Linked DNA regions of Homo sapiens: region 2 is linked to region 1. Evidence: read pairs that join two places in POLR2A ChIA-PET (ENCODE). Cell type or tissue: PC-3. All regions are shown on one strand. Links, peaks and the distances in the headings refer to the core of each region. The heading gives the core; the rest is flanking DNA.

Region 1 (4,391 bases), core at 256-4,255:
AGATGGCAACGACGGGACCCACAGGGGCATGGCAGGGGAGGCAGGGCCTGGGTTACGGTTGCAGGAGGCGATGCTCGCCCCTCACCCACAGAACTGCCTCGACCAGAAGTGGCCACTGCTGTGCCCGGCTGGCCGCCGAGGAGATAATGGCCTCCAAACCAGGCCTGCAGGCCACCGTGGGGCTCAGGACATGAGGGCAGTGGGCCTGGACCCCAGCCCGTATCAGGCCCTTCTCAGATGGAGCTGCAGGCGGTGAGGCTGGGCAACCATCGCACTGTGTGGGGCCAGAATCCCCGTCAGGCCCTTCTCCTGGCAGTGCGGGGAGGTCCCCACAGGTAACACCCATGTAGCTGCCATGCTCAGGACACGTGTGCCCGGGCAGGCCAGAACCCACACGGTGGGCAGCGGGGACTCTGGGTGATGGGTAGCCCCCATTCAATTCACGGCAGCTTCTCTTACAGTTAAAAGACACGGAAAACTGGAGCGCCGGCACCATCATTTTATTATAATTTAAAATGTAATTATAAAAGGCTGATTTGAATGTAAATATCTCTCTTAAACACATGAAAGGGGATTCTAAATTTAAGAACCCCAAATCAGCAGGTAAATATTTCAGCTAAATGCTCTTCCTGCCATCTGAAATGCCAGAATGAAGGAAAGGGCGTTCCACGGGGCGGGGGGGAAAACCGCCCTGGTTTTAGAAAGCCAGAAGCATCAGGGACGATTCCTTCTAAATCTGGAGGGAAAATTCTATCACTGCTTAAAAAATTGTTTGGCCTTTTTACCGTGTAGATCTCATGCACACGTTTAGTATCCACAACCACCAGTCTTATTTTACAACACTAACCGGTGACCCTGCGGTAACATCTCTACTCGGAAACCCTCTCGGCGCTGGCTGGACAGTGGCCCAGCCACTCTCTCCACACAGGTTCCTGGGTGGTCAGAAAGATGAGACTCCCCAGTCCAGACCCCACCAAGAAGCTTCCCATCCCTGATTTCCGTTTTACTTTCAAACTGCCTCCCACCACGCACAAAAAAGTGACTAGAAACCTGGTTTTGGGGTTTTTCTGCCCATTGTCACAAAATTTCATTCTTTTTCATGATTTCCATTATACCAATTCTACCTATAGTGTCAGAGGCTCCTGGACACCCTGAAAGAGAGCTCTCTTCTGAGTGGGCTAACGTACAGGGCTACAGGGGCCAAGCTGAGAAGCTCTGGCATTGAAAGAAAAATAAAACGTGACAGCCGATTGACGAAAAAATAAAACCTCATTTCTGAAGCCAGATATAACTGGCCAAGAAAGCTGCTTGGGTGACCCTGGTCCCCCACCTGATCAGGGCCACTCCCTCATCTGTCCTCCTTCAAGGCATCGCTGGGGTGTCCAGACAGGTCCCCGTAATGTGCCGGGTGTCCCCAGCTGATGGGCCACCTCAGCCTTCCCAACGCTCCCCGAGCACCACAGATCGCTTCACTACGGCCCCAGCACGGCCCGCTCCTCCCACATCTGCTAACGGGAGCCTGGACTCTGGCCTGGCTTCTCCGGGGCAGCTCCTCCAGCACCTCAGAGAAGGGACCAGGGGATGGCTCATGTGTAGGCCTCTTCATTCTGTCGATTCAGAAAATATTCACGGAGCCATAACTCTGGGCCACATTTGTCAGAGTTACAAAAACACCCTCTCCAGCCTGGAAGGGTGTTTGCTTGTGTGTGGCTTCACCAAGTCAGGCCAGACTCTCCCACAACCTACGGGCCACTCCCAAGTTCATCTGAGAATGGAATTTGGGGAGGAGCAGACACTGGGAAACCACAAATATTGGCCCAAATCGCCCTCTCGATGGCCTCTCCCTTAGCCCTTTGGGGACAGACCCTTCCTCTTCTGGGCTCTATTTTTCCTCACACTTCCATTTTGTGACCCAGCCGGCTAAGGCCAACTGGGCCTGGCCGACGGAGGCCCCATCCGGCCCACGATCCCAAACGTGGCCGTCTTTCTAGCACTCGCCAAGTGCAGCCCTGCGGCTTTCAAAAAAAAATCACGGAAGAAAACAAAATTAACTCGTGCAAGCTTAGCCTCCACTCGACAAAGAAAGCCAGACGTGCCCACTGAAATTGTTCAAGAACCACGGGTCAGGAGACTTTCTTTTTTCTTCTCTAAATCTCTGTCCCCAACTACATGTTTGGGGCTTGCCATTCCCGGATGCTCGAGCTCCACGGACCGTCCCAGCCCAGGGAACACTGGGCAGCCCTGAAAATAAATATTTCATATGAAAGATCCATTGTCTCTGCTTGGAGACAATTGTTGCTTTTTCTCCCTACTCAGTTCTATAACATCAGAAAGCATGACCCATGCCATTTAGAGCTCTCTCTTATTCCGACAAGATGTTTTCAGCAAGGACGATCTTGCTGGGTCTTCCTGAACAACCAGCTAGGAGGGAAAATTCTCCAAAGCAAGCATTTTGGTTAACGTACCAGGCCAAAGAACAATTAGCTCGTCAGAGTGGTGAAACCCTCCCAACAAATCACCATCTGCATTTCCAGCGAGGACGCTGGTGGCTGGTGTGGCTGCTCTGGGCCCCTGCATCAGGACGTCCTGCCCCCTTCTTTCCTGCCCCTGAAGTGGGGGGGGGGGCAAAGGTCAGATCCAGAGCCAGCACCCAGGCATGCTTTCCGTCCTGTCCCTGGGAAGGAGTGCCTCCTCCGTCAGCACTTCCCGGGTCCCCAAGGAGACCCTGGTCTCATCTTGTGTACCCAATGTGAGGTGCAAGATGCATCTGGAAGCCACATTCACACCAAGTCCCTGTGGTGAGAAAAGTGCTGGCTCTGCAACCTCCTGCCAGTCTACCTGGGAGGTATCATCAAGGTCCACTTTTGCTCCCACCTGTGGGGCCGGGAGAGTAAACTTCTTGGTTCATTTTCTGATGAGACCGAAGTTGGGTTATCTGTTACTTAGAATATAACATCATACAATATATAAAATAATAGTAGTGGCAAGTAAAATAAATAAAAATTAAACAACAACAGTGATTATTGTTGACAACAATAAGTGACAACAGCAGTAGCCATTTATGTCCCGCCCCTCCCCGACAACGTGCCTGGAATGGTGCTTTATGGAAATAATGTTTGAAGTCTCTGAGGTGGGTTAACACTCTTCCCGCTTTACAGCTCAGAATCCAGGCTGAGGGAGGAGCTCAGATGTGCCAGGGTCACCCAGGGAGGGGCAGGGGCAGACTGAAGCTCAGGGTGCAAAGACTCCAGCTTGCTGCGATTTCGGCAAGAGCATTCTCCTCTCTCCCCAAACATGCAAAGAACCCTCAAAACCCAGCGACAACACCCCAAGGAAGCATGGTGGCTTTATGGTGTTTCCTGCCCGGCCTGGAAGGACCCCTCCCTTCCCAGAGGCCGCCCTTCAGCACATGCATGCATCTACACTGCACGAGAGGTTCCCCTGGACACGAGGCAGCACCTGCCCAGGCAGGGTGCCCATCTGGGTGGGCAGAGCTTTTCCCAGTTCCTCCTGGGCCACACGGTCTGCCTTCCAGTCACACGCCATCCATGCTAGGTAGGAAAGGCCCCACCGCCCTTTAGGGGGTCGGAGGGAGTGAGACAGGTTCACACGGACAGCCTGACCCAGCCAGGTGCAAACCACATAACAAAAGGTAACCCTGCTGCAAAGCACCACGCTGTTGCTGCGGAGCAAGGCAAACTGCTGGCCTGCACCTGCTCAGGCAGTGTGCACGAGACCTCAACATGGCAGAGGGGCACTGCCCAAGTGGAGCCCAGCTCGTCCCCATCAGCACCCTGGAGACCCTTCTCACCCAGGAGGGTCTGGGGCCTGGTGAGGCCCCAGCACAGGCAACGGACTATCCTGGGGTAGGCCCCGGTTTAAAACAAAACCAGAAAAACCGGGGCCCATCCTTCCACCAGCCCACACCATAGTCCTTGTGGCCCTGGGCCACTGCTTTCCACATTCTTGATGTTAAATCCAGAGGTGATTAAAAAAACAGACAAGTGTCAGTTTCATTTTCAGAGCCTTCTCTTTTGTGTGTGTGCCCTCAAAAATGAACTGTGCCGGGATGGGAGACTCCAACACCACTGGGAAGCCCCTGGTGGGACCCTGAGACTCTGTCAGGCTGAGCTGGCTCTAAGGAACATGGACAAAGGCAGGACAGGGCCTCGCCAGGGCTTCTGTGCCCAGCGCTGGCCCCAACTGTTGGCTGCAGAATCTTGACCTCATCCCATTTCATGGGCCAGGGCCACACTGTGTGGCAGGAGACAGGGCTCTGGAGCTTTGACGAATAGCAGCCCTCACTTGGCGGCCCTGGAGACTGCCTCCTCCGACGTTCAGGCCTTTCCCTGGCTAGCCCCAGGTCTGGCCTGTGGGAGCAGGAGAGCTGG
Region 2 (4,391 bases), core at 196-4,195, 960 kb after region 1:
CATGGTGGCTCACGCCCGTAATCCAAGCACTTTGGGAGGCTGAGGTGGGTGGATGACCTGAGTTCGGGAGTTCAAGACCAGCCTGACCAACATGGAGAAATCCAGTCTCTACTAAAAATACAAAAAATTAGCCTGGCGTGGTGGTGCATCCCTATAATCCCAGCTACTCTGGAGGTTAAGGTAGGAGAATCGCTTGAACTCGGGAGGCGGGCGGAGGTTGCGGTGAGCCGAGATCATGCCATTGGACTCCAACCTGGGCAACAAGAGCAAAACTTTGTCTAAAAAATAAAAAATAAAAAGAAATGTAACTGTGAGTTTTTCACATATGATCAGGTTGAGGAAGTTTCCTTCTATTCCTCACTTGCTGCATGTTTTTATGAAAGGGTTCTGGATTTTGTCAAATGCCTTTTTTGTATCTCCTGAGATGACCATGTGATTTTTGTTCTTTATTCTATCTATATGGTACATCATATTAATTTTTGGATGTTAAATCAAACTTGCATTCTTGAGATAAGAATCTCATTTGATTTCTGGGATAAATCCCCATTTGGTCATGGCATATAATCCTCTTTATATGTTTCTGGATTTAATTCGCTAATATTTGATTGAGGAGTTTTATGGTACATTCAAAAGAGATATTGGTCTTTAGTTTTCTCTTTCTTTCTTTCTTTCTTTCTTTCTTTCTTTCTTTCTTTCTTTCTTTCTTTCCTTCCTTCTTTCTTTCTTTCTTCTTTTTTTGAGACGGAGTCATCCAGGCTGGAATGTAGTGGTGCGATCTTGGCTCACTGCAATCTCTGCCTCCTGGGTTAAAGCGATTCTCCTGCCTCAGCCTCCTGAGTAGCTGGGACTACAGGAATGTGCCACCACGCCTGGCTAATTTTTGTATTTTTAGTAGAGATGGAGTTTCACCATGTTGGTCAGGCTGGTCTCGAACTCCTGACCTCAGGTGATCCTCTGACCTTGGCCTCCCAAAGTGCTGGGATTACAGGCATTAGCCACTGTGCCCGTCCTAGTTTTCTTTTCTTGTGATGTCTTTGTGTGATTTTGGTAGCAGAGTGACATTGCCTTCATGGAATGAATTGGCAGCCCTGTCCAGACACCATATTTAAGTCTATTAAGTGTAAGCATACAATTCAGTGGCATCAAATAAATTCTCCATGTTGTGTCACTCTCAATACTATCCACTCCCAGAACTTTTTCATTATCTCAGAGAGAAACTCTGTACCCATTAAACAACTCCCCAACCCCCTCTCCTCAGCCCTGACACCTCTATTAGACTTTTTGTCTCTATGAATTTGCCTGTTATTGATACTTTATCTGTGGAATCATACAGTATTTGTTCTTTTGTACCTGGCTTATTTCTCTGCACTCTTTTATGTTTTTCCAGGCCTGAAGGGTTTCATTTGAAAGTTACAATTTCAAATGAGGTGACCTCAACAGGGAGAGACAGGGTGGAGTGAACCACCGGAGAAACAGAGCCGAGGGAGGAGATCGGAGGATCTGAAGGAAAATATGAATTCCCTACGCCTTCAGAGTTGCAGGGAGAGGCCTTCCACAGCAGGGCTCTTCAAAGAGTCCATGAGAGTGCCCCAGAAGAGAATCACCTTTGAACATTTGCCAGAACTGGAGTGTAGCTGTTACTTATTGCCATCATAGGGGTGTGTAACAAACATCCCCAAAACTTATTGGCTCCAAACCATGACAAAGTCTGTGGTAATTGACTTGTCCGCTGGACTTTTTTGGTCTAGACTGGACTGGGCTGGGCTTTTTCATGTGTTTTTTTGTCAGCTGGCAAGTTGTCTGGGACAGGGCTGGTCTAGGCTGGCCTTGGCTGGAGTGACTTGGCCTGGCTCCATGTGGTGTCTCATCCTCCAGCAGGCTAGCCTGGTATTCACGTGGAGATCATGACAGTCAGCACAAGTATGCAAGATCTCTTGAGGCCTGGGCTTGGAACTGGAAGGCCACCATTTCCACAGCATTCTATCAGCTGAAGCAAGTCACAATGCCAGCCCAGATTTAACGGGTAGGAAAATCAACTCTGCCTCTTTAGTGAGAACAATTGCAAGGTCACATGAAAAGGGCACAGATTCAGGAAGGAGTGAAGAATTATAGCCATTTTTTTTTTTTGGTAATTTATGGCCTGGACAGTGTGAAACTAGTTTTTGATGCTTCCAATTTAGGTCCTTTTCTATCTCCTTACCACTTTTTACTGCCTACCTTCCTACTTCAGGGGCCAAAAACTGGCTGGGAAGCTGGGTGATGGGCTTGGATGCAGGAGAGAGAGTAGTACAAGATAAGAGAAATGGAGAGGAGGAGAACTGCCCACTTCCCCTGTAGAAGCAGACTCTTCTAATGTGAGAAGGTCTCACATTAGATCAAATCTGGAGACTTGATTGATATCTTGGGCTTGAGTTTCTGAATCAAGACTGTATTTGGGCCAGGCATGGTGGATTATATCTGTAATCCCAACACTTTGGGAGACAGAGATGGGTGGATCACTTGAAGCCAGGAATTTGAGACCACTCTGGGCAACATGGCAAGACCCTGTCTCTACAAAAAATTTAAAAACTAGCTGAGCATGGTGGCATGCACCTGTAATCCCAGCTTCTAGAGAGGCTGAAGTGGGAGGATTGCTTGAGCCCAGGAGTTCAAGGGTGCAGTGAGCTATGATTGTGCCATTGCACTTCATTCTGAGCAACAGAGTGAAAAAGCGAGACAATGTCTCTAAAAATAATAATTTTTTAAAGAGATTGTGTTTGGTAATTAGAGCAACTGCTTATTACCTGAGAGTACATAGGAAAGTCGAGGGCCTGCCAGAGTTTTCATCCTGGCCAGAGGAGGGCTGCTCCCTCCGAACAGATTTCATATGCAGAGCAGGAGGTAAAAGAGCTGTATTTGGCCAGGTGTGGTGGCTCACGCCTGTAATCCCAGCACTTTGGGATGCCGAGGTGGGCGGATCACGAGGTCAGAAGTTCGAGACCAGGCTGACCAACATGGTGAAACACCATCTCTACTAAAAATACACAAAAAAATTAGCCAGACTTGGTGGTGCATGCCTGTAATACCAGCTACTTGGGAGGCTGAGGCAGGAGAATCCCTTGAACTCAGTAGGTGGAGGTTGCAGTGAGGCAAGATCACGACAATGCACTCCAGCCTGGGTGACAAGAGTGAGACTCCATCTAAAAAAAAAAAAGAGCTGTAGCTTTATTACATCACAACTTGTGCATGTCCAAGGTACCAGCTACACAGGCAAGATGACCACATCTCTGCCTTTGTTTTCAGAAAACAAGGATCACTTAATGTGTTTGGGGCACTGGACCAAATACTGGGACAAGTACAACTCACACAAGTGGTGGAGTGATGAGTACAAGTGATTACAGATATCCTGGAACATAAAATGTAGAGGGGGCACAATGCATGCATCTATGAAACATGAAATAGACAAGCACATGAGATCCTGGGTGCGAGTTGCCGAGTGCAGCCCCTGACATCCCGTAGGTCTTCCAGGTCCTGGCTGCCTGGCGAGGTGGTCTCTTTCACAGCACCATGCACCTCCTGCCCAAGCACAGTTTGTGCCTTTCAGCCTTTGCTTTTGCACATGTCAATCGTAATTTCTGAAGTGTTCTGCCCTCTCATCTAAATATGTCTATGTCCAGGCCAGGCATGGTGGCTCATGCCTGTAATCCCAGCACTTTGGGAGGCCGAGACGGGCAGATCACAAGGTCAGGAGTTTGAGAGCAGCCTGGCCAATATGGTGAAACCCCATCTCTACTAAAAATATAAAAATTAGCCGGGCGTTGTGGTGCGTGCCTGTAGTCCCAGCTACTCGGGAGGCTGAGGCAGAAGAATTGCTTGAACCCGGGAGGTGGAGGTTGCAGTGAGCCGAGATGGCATCACTGTACTCCAGCCTGGGCAACAGAGCAAGACTCCGTCTCAAAAAAAACAAAAACAAAAAAAGTCTATGTCCAAAACGAGATGCCACAACACACATATTAGAACGGGCAAAATCCAGAACACTGACAACACCAAATGCAGGCGAAGACGTGGAGCAGCAGGAACCCTCATTCGTTGCTGGTGAGAATGAAAAATGGCACAGCCACTTTGGAAAATAGTTTGTCAGTTTCTTACAAAGCTAAACACACTCTTACCTTATGTACCAGTAACCACAGTCCTTGGTATTTACCCAAAGGAAAACTTGTAAACTTACGTCTGTACGAAAACCTGCCCGTGGATGTTTATAGAAGTTGTATTTGTAATTGCCGAAACTTGGATTGACCTTGGTCTTGTTGGTCTGCACTGTGGTCCTTCCTCCATCCCATCCCATTTCCTCCCCTTGCCTTTCACATTAATTATGCTGTAGGTTTTCCGTCGGTATTTAGGGGTTAGGTTGG

Evidence for each region. ChIA-PET counts read pairs that join two places held together with the same protein. Peaks named below come from ENCODE experiments on the same cell type or tissue, not always from the same donor. Only the 100,000 strongest peaks of a DNase experiment are listed, where the experiment ranks them.
Region 2: POLR2A ChIA-PET joins it to region 1 with 11 read pairs; 1 of 35 experiments calls an interaction of 5 or more read pairs at or near these places.

Annotation. Positions count from the first base shown.
Region 1 is chr22:46,074,256-46,078,646 of GRCh38, reverse strand. All of the region lies in intron 1 of LOC124905135 (collagen alpha-1(III) chain-like), which reads right to left. Among named protein-coding and RNA genes, the nearest start is that of LINC02939, 5.4 kb to the right of the region's middle. In PC-3, for the core only: no CTCF peak of the experiment used is centred there; a DNase peak (open chromatin) is centred at 1,756; H3K4me3 peaks cover 4,000 bases; H3K27ac peaks cover 4,000 bases.
Region 2 is chr22:45,109,978-45,114,368 of GRCh38, reverse strand. No RefSeq gene overlaps it. Among named protein-coding and RNA genes, the nearest start is that of NUP50-DT, 52 kb to the left of the region's middle. In PC-3, for the core only: no CTCF peak of the experiment used is centred there; a DNase peak (open chromatin) is centred at 1,888.